Regions from separate parts of the Homo sapiens genome. Here region 1 is linked to region 2. Evidence: chromatin contacts called from ENCODE Hi-C or POLR2A ChIA-PET data. All regions are on one chromosome and are shown on one strand. The core of a region is the stretch at or near the end of the contact, and the rest is flanking DNA. Distances in the headings are between cores, read along the strand shown.

Region 1 (6,647 bases), core at 3,057-5,556, 260 kb before region 2:
TTGTGATGTTTCAGCTGAGGAAAATGAGAAACGGAGAGGTTAAGGTATTCACCCAAGATCACACAGCTGCAGGGTGGCCAATCCAGGACTCAGGCCACAGCTTTCACTCCAGAATCTCTCCAGAAGTCTAGGAATTTGCTGGTCAGACATTTACTGAGCACCTACTATGTTCATAAGACAGTGCTAGGTTGTGGAGCATTTTCCAGGATAGGCCGCGTGGTAGGCCACACATTAAGTCTCAATAGATTTAAACATAACATACAAAGCATCTTCTCCAACCACAATAGGATGAAGTTAGGCAGCGGCACTAGATTCTCATAGGGGCACAAACCCTATTGTGAACTACACATGTGAAGGATCTAGGTTGTGCGCTCCTTAGGAGAATCTGAGTCTAATGCCTGATGATCTAAGGTGGAAAAGTTTCATCCTGAAATCATTGTATATCCCTTTCCATCCGTGAAAAATTGCCCTCCATGAAACTGGTCCCTGGTGCCAAAAAGTTTGGTGACTGCTGCCTTAAACTACTACTGGATTTACTGAGTGAGGCAAACCAAGTACTGTTTTGTCATAGTCTGTTTACAGGAGAGAGTTGCACTGTTAATTTGCCATTAGGAAGCAGTTAGAACCATATATCTGACTTTATGGAGGTAGAATACGCTCAAAGAGAATGTTCTCAGTGGGGGGGATGTGCATGCATGTTTTAGTGATTAATGTGGTTCAGTACGGCTGTACCAATACAATGAGGTTTCCAAAGGGAACTGGACAAGACGACCCAGGGCCCCCTGCATTGTACGACAGGACTCAGGTGTCTGCGGGCATCACTGACTGCCCTGCCGAGGCCCTCTGTGCTGGAGGTGTCACTGCAGATGGAAGGATTCCTTCTTGAGGAAGTCTACTACTGGCGAAGGTGAATGGGTCTGGGCGCAGGATCAGTGCAGTCCAGGAGTGACTCTAAAGGTGCTGGTGTGTGGGCACTACGTGCGGAGCTCAGCCCCAAGTCCTTTTCATGCATTAGCCCATTTAATCCCCACAGCATCTCTCTAAGGTTCACATTCATTTGCCTCATTTTATGGGTGAGGAAAGGAAGCTTGGAGAAATTAAGGAACTTATTGAAGATCACACAAGAATTAAATGACAGGGCCAAGATTCAAACGTGGGCTATTTGTACTATCTATAGAATTGTATGTCTGGCCCACATTTTGTTGACCACTCATCCATTGATGGACATGCGTTGCTTTCACCTCTTGGCTTTTGTGAATGATGCTCCTACAAACATGGGTGTTCACATGTCTCTTTGAGTTCCTGTTTTTGGTTATTTGGGGGATATACCCAGAAGTGGAATTGCTGGATCATATAGTAATTCTATGTTGAGATTTTTGAGTAACAGCCATGCTGTTTTCACAGAGTTCCAGTTTACCCACAATCTAGCCAACAGTTGTTATTTCCTGGATTTTTTTTTTTTTTTTAATCACAGCCATCCTAATGAGTGTGAGGTGGCAGACTCACATTTTGAAAAGATCCCTCAGTCTACAGGGCAGAGAACAGAGCCTCCGAGACAGGTCTGCGACTTTGAATACTAGAGCTCTGAGAAGAAACATTCACGAGGGCTGCTTCTCATCTCCTGAAGACCAGGGTTAACCACTGCGAATGGATTGTGGTGACTGAAGGGTGCCGGCACTGTGCCTCAAAGTGTCTCCCTACTGTGTTGATTGGTCTAAAAACACATCAGCCTTTGGGTATGACCTTACTGGGGCCCCTCCAGGCAGGGTGTGGAGCAGAGGACCCTCCTTTATAGGCTGGACTCAATAGTGAGGCTGCTTACCTGTGACTCACCTCCAAGGCTCAAGGTGATGCTAAGGTGCTGATTTGCTAGAACTCTGAGCTGTGCCTGTGTCTCCTTGGGCTCTGGGAGATTTTTTCTTTTAGCAGTATTTTATGGAAATATTGTCTAGGTAGAGTAAAATGTACAGATCCTGGTTTTCTGTTTTGAGTTTTGTTTTGAGACAGGGTCCTGCTCTGTCACCCAAGCTGGAGTGCAGCGGCATGGTCATAGCTCACTGTGGCCTCAACCACCCAGGCTCAAGCAATCCTCCTGCCTCAGCCTTCCTGTAGCCAGGACTACAGGTGTGCACCACAATGCCCCACTAATTTTTTTGATTTTTAGTAGAGACAAGGTCTCGCCATGCTGCCCAGGCTGGTCTCGAACTCCTGGGCTCAAGCAATCCTCCCGCCTCAGCCTCCCAATGTGCTGAATTACAGGTGTCAGCCACTGCACCCAGCCTCAGCCTGTTGTTAATGGATGTAAATACCTGTGTGATCGCCACCCAGAACCAGATCCAGAACATTTCCAGCCTCTCAAAGACTCCTTCCTGCCCCTCCCAGTCAGAGACCCCCAAGGGTGACGCCATTCTGGCCTGTTGTTCAACTTGACTTGAACAACACTTCAAGTCAAGTTTGGATCTGGCTTCTTCTGCTCAGTTGCGAGGCCCATTGATGTTTCCTGTGGCCTAGCTCCTTTTTATTGCCGAGGGCTACTCTGTTGTATGAAAACCACAATTCATTTCTCCCTTCTCCTTTGGTGAACATTTGCACTGTTTCCAGCCTGGGGCAATGATGAGTAAAGCTGTTAAAAACAGGCACATATGTTTTCCTTTCTCTTGGGTAATTTTTTAGAAGTAGAAAAGCCAGAACATAGAAGTAGATATTTGACTGTATTACAACTCACCAAGCAGTTTTTCTTTTTATTTTTTATTTTTCAATTTTTTGAGACAGAGTCTTGCTCTATTACCCAGGCTGGAGTGCAGTGGCGTGATGAGGGTTCACTACAGCCTTGACCTCCTGGGGTCAAGTGAGCCTCCCACCTCAGCCTCCCATGTAGCTGAGACCACAGGTGTGCACCACCACACCTGGCTAATTTGTTTGTTAAATTATATGTAGGGACAGGGTCTTCCAACCTTTCCCGAGCTGGTCTCAAGCTCCTGGGCTGAAGTGATCCTCCTGCCTCAGCCTCTCAAAGTGCTGGTATTATAGGCATAAGCCACCACGCCCTGCCCATTTTTCTAAGTTGGATTATTTTACACTCCAGTCTGCTGTGAATGAGAGTTCCAGTTGTTGCGTATCGCAATCAATTTGTGATTGCCTACAAATGATGTGCCGTGATGAAATTGTCCCTGGTGTCCGAGAGGATCGCAAAGAATTTCCCTTCCTTTCTCTCCTTTCTGCTCCCCTTGTACTGTCTACTCCTTAAACTGGTACTTGATCCAGGAACATAATGGGGATGGACAGTGCAGATGGCACACATGGCCTCAGTCTATTGGAGCATCTCAAAGGAATTAGTCTGCAAATTCTAGTGCATCTAGGTGGAGCACAGGAAGGAAGAGAGGTGCAGACTCACGTATGGCCCTGGGGCACCTGCCATCCTCTCGCACCCGTACAGCCCTTACCTGCCAGCACTTACCCTACCCAGCTTGAGTTCTGGGCCTTCTCACCAGCACATCGCTGGGACCTGGTCGACTTCAGGTAAGTTTATTTCATGGCTCCCTCCCCCACGACCTGCACATGCCATATGTTCCTTCCCAGCCCCATGTCACTTGAAATGTTCTATCATGTCCAAGACTTCTCTCCTCATCCTAAAGTGCAGAAAATAAGGATGGAGAAGAGAAGGAGAAGAGAATCAAGAGAGATTCATTGAGAGGGAGGATCAGAAGCTCCTGGGCACCCCATACTGTAGAATAAAAATATTCATTATGGTGTTTTTCTTGCAAAATATTCCCCTCTACATAATTATGTTTTTACATGAATAATATAAATTTAAACAGGAGAAATACTTTTTGAAGAGTCTGAGAATCTTCATAAAGTTCAGGCGGCCACGAATTAGCTGTGTGACCTGGGGCATGCCCCTTAGACTCTGAGCCTCAGCTTCTCTGTATGTAAAATGGGTTGAAGCCGCCCTTCCCCACAAGCACCCTGTGCACAGGCAATGCCCAGCCCCATTATTTTCTGGACTCCGTGGCCAAGCATGCTTAGGACACACAGCCACATACTTCTGGGCAGTGTCATCTGGCAACTTGCTGTCATGTCAGTGTGGTCAAGCATTGTAGACCTCTATGAACCAAATATGCTTCAGGCTTGGGTTGAGCACAGGAGAGGGAGGAGGGAAAGGTCACTGGGGCTGGGAGTGCCTACTTCCCTCTGTGAGTGTCACCCCAGTCCACCCAGTACCATACCTTTCTCTCTCTGGACCCACTTCCTTTTGCTGCCGGCTCCTCCCCATTGAATAACAGCCAAGTTGCTTTGGTTTCTATTTCTTTGTTAAGTCGTTCCCTCTACAAAGGACTTCCTAGTGGGTGTGAAAGGCAGCGGTGGCCACAGAGGCGGCGGAGAGATGGCCTTCAGCGGTTCCCAGGCTCCCTACCTGAGTCCAGTGAGTTCCAGGGCTATGGGCACAGGGCTGCCTCAGCCAGAGGGACACAGCTCTGGGGCTCTGAGGAAGCAACTCCTGGGTGGCAGGGGATGGGGGTGGGGGCATCCCAAAGAGAACACAAGCAGGGCAGAAATATCAGAGGAGGTCATCCTGGCACACCTGTGCCGTGCTGAGCTCACTCATGCCTGGAGGGATGCTCCTTCCCACGAGTCATGGCTTTGACAGTGTTGACTGAGCTGTCCTGTCCTGTCCTGTCCTGTGTGCTCAGGGGAAGACATGTAGAGCGGGGTGGTTCATGTAAAGAGGAAGCAAGCACGCTTCTGGGACAGTAAGGACGCTACCCGGCATGGTAGTTAAGGGTGCTTACTGTGAAGGTGGCCTCCCTGGGTCCAGCTATTTACTGGCTGGTGGTCTCTGGGCCTCAGTTTCCATATCTGTGAAGTGGGAATAATACTTGAGCCCCCCACTCCCAGGGTTGGGATATGGATTAAGGAAGTAGTGTATCTAGTGTGTTTGAACAGTGCCTGACACACTGTAGGTGCTTTGGGAGTGTTTCATGTTATTGGGTGTCTGAGGGCAGCAGGGAAGACCTCCCGAGGAGGTGTCTGTGCTCTGAAGGTTGGGCATGGGCATGTTCAGGGCATCTGTGGAGGGGCAGTCTCAGAGGTGAGAGGGGGGTGAGGACTGTCCCTGCAGCGTGGGGTCAGAGGGCGGCAGGTGCCTTGCTGAAACCCTGTGAGGTTTATGAGTCCCCTTCATACACGGAAAATCTGAGGCTCAGGGAGGCAGAGGCCAGTTGCCAAATGCCTCCAGATGGGAGTGGCAGCCCCAGGAGCCCAGGAGACTTCAGGGGTCACTGTGTCCTGGGCCGGCTCCTGTCATAGGATCTCACCCCGCCTTGGCAAAGAGCTTCCCGAGGGGCTGGAGAGGGTGGGCTGATGGGTCCTTCCTGGGTGGGGAGGCAGGGTGGGGAGGGTGGGCAGAGGCAGGGTACTGAGGGAGGGAAGCTGCCATGGCCCACCTCAGCAGAGGCCAGGGTCGGGCTTGAGTGCCCCCTGGTGACACTGAGTCCAGAATGAGGCTGCCTACGTTCTGGTCTGCAGAGCTCGGCTCTGCTTTCTAAACTCCAGAGAGAAAGAATGGGGAAAGGAGGCCTGTTTCCTCCTGGCTGTCACCAATGACACCTCAGCCACCCTGTGGAGGCCCCTGAGGTAGGACCTGCACAGAGGGGGCTGGGGGAAGCTGGAACAGGCCGCTGGTGGGGGCCTTAGGGTCAGCAGGTGCTGCCTTGGGCATGTCACCCTGTCTCTGGTTTTCTGTCAAAGAGGGGATCCCAGAGCTTCTTCCAGGTTCTGACATATTATTATTCTGGTGACTGGTTTTTACTTTCTAATCCTTGGATTCAGAAGGAAAATTATCCTACGGACATCAGAGAGTTAAAACAGGGCCTTGGAGTCCAGACAAGAAAGATGATCAGTGCAGCCCCTATGGGTGTCCAGAGTACCCCTCTACCCCACGGGGGCTCCCCTGGGTTGGGACAATTAAGCCTCACTTGGTGACCCATCTGGCAGTCGGAGCCACGCTTCCTCCACATGCCGACAGTGGGGGAAGGTCACGCGGTTCGCTGTCCTGCTGAGGAGGGCTGAGTGCCATGAGGGCCTGGCTTGGAAACCTCACTCCCACTTCTTGTCTGGCCTCATCTAGCCCAGCCTCTTTGGAGGGCCTGGGGGAAGCTGGAACCACGTGCTGTGTGGTCCAGGAAGCACTGGGAGAGCCAGGAATAAGGATGTTCTCAGCTTACTCATGAGAGGAAGCCTGTGTGGTGGTTAGAAGCGTGGGTGCTGGGGTTCAAATCCCAGCTCTGTTGCTGACCAGTTGTGTAACTTTGAGCAAGTGACTGAACTTTTCTGTGCCTCAGTTTCCTCATCTGTAAAAGTGGCCGGGGTTGCTGTGAGGATAAATGTTCCTAGTCATGCCCAGAGCCCTCATGGACACACATGGATCCAAATGCCACAGCAGCCTTAGCTGGTCAACCTCAAAACAACACATTTGTTCTTACAGTGTTGGAGGTCAGAAGTCTAAAATCAAAGTGTCATGGAAGGTGGCCAGCAGGACCATGGAGCCTCTGAGGCAGCGGGGCACCTTGGCTAAGAGCCACGTACTGGCCTCCTGCTGGCACGCAGTCTTGGCCAGCCAGGCTGAGCTCCCCACTTCGGGGTCGGGC
Region 2 (6,285 bases), core at 2,418-4,917:
TCAACTCAATTCAACAAAATAAGAGCACAGAAACAGTCACACCCCAGGTAAACACAGGGTAAAGACAAAGAGAAAGACAGTAACCCTATATACTGTAAGCATCAGTCAACTACGCCATGCCATTCAGAGCATCTAGCACCTGTACAACTCTGGACCCAGCCCTAGGACCACAGAGATGAACAGTCTGGTGTACCTAGCTCTCTGACCCAGAGCCTTCTGCAAAGCCGATGGCTCCCATCCAGGGAATGAGTAGGACATGCCAAGTTTGAGAGCTTTTCATGTTACCTCATTTAATCCTCACAACAATATTTTAAGGGAGGTATCATTAGTCCCATTTTATAGATGAGGAAACTGAGGCCCTGAGAGGTTAAGTAATTTGCCAAGAGCAACAAGGCTAGTATAGAGCAAGGCCCGGAATAGAACCTAGGTCTATTTGATTCCAAAGACTATGCCCTTATCTGCTTCGTGAATCTACCTGCTATGTCTGAGCCACTCATAAAAATACTGACCAGATCAGGGCTAAGGACCCCACAAAGAACTCTGGCAGGGTTCATGCATGACCAGGTTCAAGCACTTATAAAGGCACTTGACTGCACTATTATCCAGTACTCCTCAATCTTCTCTACAAAACCTTGCTCCATGCCTTTCTGAAACCCAAGGACATCGTCTGCAGCTTCCCCCTGCATATAGATGGAAAAAAAAAATCAAAAGAAAGAAAGAGTCACCAGGCTGACATCAATTACACAGATAAAGGAAAGGAGCAACTAAAGAAATGCTTAACAACAAAGCTCTTACCAAATCCAAAGGAGAATATGACAGAATTTTTAAAAAGAGAAAATAAAGCTACAAAGGGAATTTCCTGGAAGCCAAGTGTTATCACTGGCACAGATGTTGAGAAGCAGGCCCACAGTCCCATTTAACCCCACTGTCCTTTTCCCTAATCTATGTCCCGATATAGGCACCTAAAAATAAGTGGGAAAAAGTCATATATTAAAAAAAGACGAAAGAATGGAACTGCAGAAAATAACCAGAAATTATGCCCTATTGAGCACTGATACACGCTAAATTAAGCCTGCACAGGCCATTTTTTAAATATGCAATTACTCTTCTTGAAGGGAAAAGTTGAAAAATAGGAATGGAGTGGTTTTGCTTCCCACCCCCACCCACTCCAGGGCTCCATCTTGCACATCTGTGTTCTCCCAAGCTAGCAATGGGGCAGCAATCCCTGCCTCCCCCAGTCCCTCTCCTACATAGCCAAGGCTCTAAAGTCCCCTCACCCCCTCCCTGCCCCCTTCATCCCTGTTGGCATTACCTTGGTTCCCAGCTTTGTACCCATACCTGGCTGGGACTATCCGAATACCTCCTGATCTGTCTCCCTCCTTCCAGCCCAATCCACATGGTGCCACCCAAGAACACTTCCTAAAAAGCACACCCTGTCACTCCCCTTCCTCAGAACCTCTGTAGAGAGTTCTCTACCCATGGCCTTCTGAGATCTGTTTCAATCCCTCTCATCAGTCTCCCCTCCTGCTGTCCTTCCCACACTTCCTGCATTTTAGCCACAGACTGAACTTGGAGGACTCTGGGATCAGACAGTCTGGGTTCAAATCCTGGTTCTATCACCTGCTAGTTCTAGGACCCTGGACGAGTTTCTTAACTTCTATCTCGAAGTCTGTTCCCCATCTGTCAATGCGGTCCCTAATAAATAGTATTTCCTACATAGGACTGTTGTAAGGATGAAATAACGCTCCTAGACTACTAAGCATGATGCCTGGCACACACTACATGTTTCCTACTAACTGTTATTGTTAATACCATCTCTGAAACATGCTGTGCTTTCCCCTACCTTGACTTCTTCACCTGCCTCAAGAATTCCCCTTCATCCTTAGAGATCCAGTTCCCTGTCACCTCCTTCAGGCTTTCATCCCATGCTGTTCACACCCCTATTACAGTCATCACACTGCTCTGTAATCACTTATTGTGATTATAATCGATGTGACAGAACTTAGAGCAGGTTTTGGAGACAAAGAACCCTAGTTTAAAAGCCTACCTCTGCTATCTACTAGCTGTGTAATCCTGGCCAACCTGGTTGACTTCTCTGGACTTCTGCTTCCCCCACTGTAAACTGGAGAAAAGAATAACCCACCTCACAGGGGTTTTGTAAAGACCAACCTAGCTAACTTATGGAAAGTGCCTAGCACAGGGGCTGGCACATCTTAAGTGCTTGAACATCTTTTTTTTTTTTTTTTTGTCCTGAGACAGGGTCTCACTCTGTCACCCAGGCTGGAGTACAGTAGCATGATCAGGGATCACTGCAGTCACAACTGCCCGGGCTCAAACGATTCTACCTCAGCCTCTCAAGTGGCCGGGATCACAGGCACACGCCACCACGTCTGGCTAATTTTTTTAATTATTTATAGAAACGAAGTCTTACTATGTTGCCCAGGCTGGTCTCAAAATTCTAGGCTCAAGTGATCCTCTTTCCTCAGCCTCCTACGGTGCTGAGATTATGGGCATGAGCCACTGCGCCCAGCGTTGAACATCTTACCCTTTCCTACTTTATTTGGCTTTCTGTTCCTTGCTGACTGTAAGCTTCTGAAGAACAAGAAACTATACTGTATTAGTTCAACACCTGTGAAATGAAGGGAAATTAGTAAGAAAAATATATATACGGTTATTAGTCACTCCTCCACAGTTTATAGTACCTGAACCATAACAGAAGTTCCATAGATGTCAATTGATTCCCAAGTTACCAGAGGAAACTAAAGCCAGCAGGAAACTGTCCTGAAGTCAAGAACCTATGGCAGGTGAACCCAGAAAACATTACGCTAAGTGAACAAACCCAGTCACAAGGGGCTACTTAATGTATGATTCCATTTATACGAAACATCCAGAATAGGCAAAAGTACAGAGACAGAAGTACATTGGTGGTTGCCTAGGGCTGGGAGAATGGGAGTAGATGGGAGGGGGGAGTGACAGCTAAAGGAGGTGTTTCTTTTGGGGGGTAATGTTCTAAAACATTATGGTGACAGCTGCACAACTCTGCAAACACACTAAAAGACACTGAATTGTGCACTTTAGATGGGTGAACTGTATGCTTCGTGAATTATATCTCAATAAAACTTTTTAAAACAATAACCACAAAAAGGATCAATCCTAGGAGCGAAAGGGTTTTGGCCACGGAGCAACTTGCTCTTACGCAGAAGCATAAATCATCACGACAAGGTTGCTCCGGCCACCGGGTGCCGCGGGCAGAGGGACGGTGGAGGGGACATTCTCCTTTTAAAAGTGGCCAGGCCCGTGAGCCTCTGAGAGGCTGGCCTCCGGGCTGCCCCGGACCTCGCGCCCCTAGCTCGCGCTGCAGGCCTTTCCTGCTCCTCCGAGGCCGCCCGGCCAGGCCTGCGTCAAGCCCGGGCGCCGCGCTCCGGTGCACTCAGCTCTCCGGTGGAAGAGCGCAGACCGCAAGGGAAAAGGTGCCGGCGCGGGTCGCCCCTAGGTCTTCAATAGATCCGAGGACACCCGAGGCCTCCACATCCCTAGCCCGCCCCCGCCACCCAGTGGCTCCGGCCGCCGCTGCCCCCGCGCCCCCGCCCTCGGCCTCGGCCTGCGCAGCGCGGCTCACCAGCCTCCAGGGGAACGCCAGCCCCGGACGCCGCCGCGGCGACGAGTGCGCCTGCGCCCCGGGGACTGAGCGGCACCGCCCCTGCCCGGCGACGGTGAGCCCAGCGCCCTCTGCCGGCCGCGCGCGGGACTCGGGGTCCTACTGGGTGCCTCTTCCTAGATCCGACCCCACCCAGTTGAAAGCTGTCCCCACTAACAGCCTTCGTTACCTGTTACCTCAAACACCCACTCTGCCTTCTGGCTGTTGCTACGCCGGATATAAGCCCTAAAGGCACTCTCTCCTCCTTATTCCTGAATATGGATTGTGCTATGAATATGGGGTGTTCAAGATCTCTGAAAGGCTTGCTGGAGGACTTTTCCTGAACCTCTCGTGTTGATGACAAGAATTGTGTTTGGATAGGAATCTGCGTTTTGAATCATTTCACCAAATTACAGTCCCATAACACCTGTCAAAAGAATAAATATGACAGTAATAAGCATGCTTCCTTTCAGACCCATCTATAATTATAATTGAGGAAAATAATACAAAATTTAAACTTAGAGCTACTGCCAGTATCATTCTTTGAAAATGAAATAATGCTGTTTATTAAATAGGCTCTCCCTGCTCTCTAATGTTTAAAGCTCAAGTGCTTCTCTGAATTGATTTAAATACAAGTTTTATATCCTGAAAGAAATCAAGATGAGTCATTATCTTAAGACAAACCCCCCTGTTCAATGATGCTGCTGATCTCTCAGCTGATGTCTAAGCGGGAGTTAGGTTGTTAGTGGATAATATTGCTTCTGTTCACGTCTCTCTTCTCCAGGGCTTTTTAAACCTGTTTGTAACGAAAAGGCTGATTTCCTTCAGACTCCATGTGTCGTTGATTTAACAGGACAACTTCTTACAGGTTTTTCTTTTTCCTTTTTCTTTTTTTTTTTTTAAGTAAAACATTGCTCCCCGGTGGCACCTGGGAATCTGTTTTTCTTCTCTTAGGATAAGAGAAGCAGGGATATTTCTTAACGGAAGTTTTGTTTTGTTCCTAACTCCCTTTAGAGCTTCCTCTTTTCTTTTTTTTTCTCTTCACCTAACATACTAGACTTCCCTCAAATCGGGGGTGGGGGATGGGAAGGTGGGGTTCCCTCCCTTGAAATATTCAGATAATTGCTTCCATTTATTTTAAAGATGTAGACTTGGACAAATATATCTGAAAGATACAATTGTACCCTCATAAATCAGCCCTCTTATTTACACATGCATAATCAAGGGCACGTCATTAATGCAGAGCCAATCAATAAATCATTAAGCTTTTAAAGCCCTTATTAAGAACAATCTGCAGTAACATCATCCACTCCTGTGCTCAGTCTTAGGATCATTTAATAATTTTAAGAAATTTCACAGTCTGTTCTGTAGTCTCATCTCCCTTTTGTTCCTAGATAGCTGTATTCCTGCATCAGAAACATGGTTCTAATACCTAGATCTCATAAAATATTGAAGATGCAAGCTGTTTGCTTTACCTCTGAAAGGCTCCACCTTCAGAATCACTTGTGCCTCTTCCAATTTTACAAACGCACAAGATTTTAACTTTCACAACAATTTCTTATAAACATCCAAATACTAAGAAAAAAAAATCCAAAGTAGGAGAGATTTGAACAATAATCTCTAATTTTTTTTCCAAGTCACAATGGAAACCTAGATTTGAAAATAATTGAATTTGAACCTTTCAACTTGACAGCAACCTTAGGTTCTTACAGCTTCAATAGTAAAATGAAATAATTTTTACTAGTCCAAACATTCACTTAAAATGACACCAGTCTCATAATCTGATAAAACCCCAACCATTTTTACCATGTCATTTTCCTATACACTGAAATTTTAGCAGATGAACCCCCTTATGTCAGACAGTGCATGATATTTACAGATAAACAAAATAGAAAGACCTTTTACTTGAGAAATTAGTCACCCACTGTCCAGGGGACATGTTCGCACAGGGGAGTTTATTGACTTTCCTAAGAAATACACCACATTCTCTTGATTTCTGACATTATGTCATTTAGCCTGACAACTGCAGATTTGTAACCAGTATTTGTAGGGAAAGATACAAGAAGTCCTGACGTTTCCAGTTTAAACCTGTTTTTAGATTTCAAAGAGAAATGATAACGTTTGCATCCTCTGATTAAATCAGGTTATTGTCTCCAAGGGTGACCATGTAAATAATTCAAATTAATTCATCAGTGTACAATAGGTTTAATAAGCATAATAAACACTTTTAAGAAAATACTTAAGACCCTCGGTCTGCCCTCGATCTTGCTCCCTATTATCTCAGATTTCCCTGAGAACAGAATGAGTGGTACCACGTTGTTCTCTTCTATTCAAAATATGCAAAGCTGCTATTTACCAGCTTGCAATTTGCATGTCTCAAATCCTGCCAGAACACAGGGTGAGGGCCATGGGGTGATGGGTGAATATGCCAGAAGAGGACACCAGGGGCGAAAATGGAAAATGGGGTGAACAGATTTTCCTTACCCCAGCGTATTGCAAAACACAACTCTTGCTGACTACTCAAGATTTAAGACAATAAAAATATTGGGTATGAAAGGTTATGTGAAATCTCAGACATCTAGTTTGTTTTTCTTTAATTGCTGGGCAAAAGAAAGGGATGAGCAAGGATTTCAATATTTTTATAAAAG

Evidence for each region. Hi-C counts contacts between places; a loop is a spot of excess contacts on that map. ChIA-PET counts read pairs that join two places held with the same protein, here RNA polymerase II (POLR2A). Pooled maps may share reads with other maps.
Region 1: a pooled map shows a loop between it and region 2 (2.5-fold over the local background). The contact joins the promoter of LGALS9 here to the promoter of LYRM9 in region 2. A Hi-C loop is called at or near these places in 1 of 168 maps with a recorded cell type or tissue (GM23248) and 2 of 50 pooled maps. POLR2A ChIA-PET finds 5 or more read pairs at or near these places in 1 of 52 experiments (HEK293).

What each region holds. Positions count from the first base shown.
Region 1 is chr17:27,626,882-27,633,528 of GRCh38, forward strand. It overlaps LGALS9 (galectin 9), which reads left to right and starts at 4,307. Exons shown (of 11, transcript NM_009587.3): 1 at 4,307-4,423. The coding sequence starts at 4,385. RefSeq lists enhancers at 3,932-4,749, 4,217-4,336.
Region 2 is chr17:27,889,698-27,895,982 of GRCh38, forward strand. It overlaps LYRM9 (LYR motif containing 9), which reads right to left and starts at 3,668. Exons shown (of 4, transcript NM_001076680.3): 1 at 3,620-3,668. RefSeq lists an enhancer at 1-289 and a silencer at 3,300-3,849.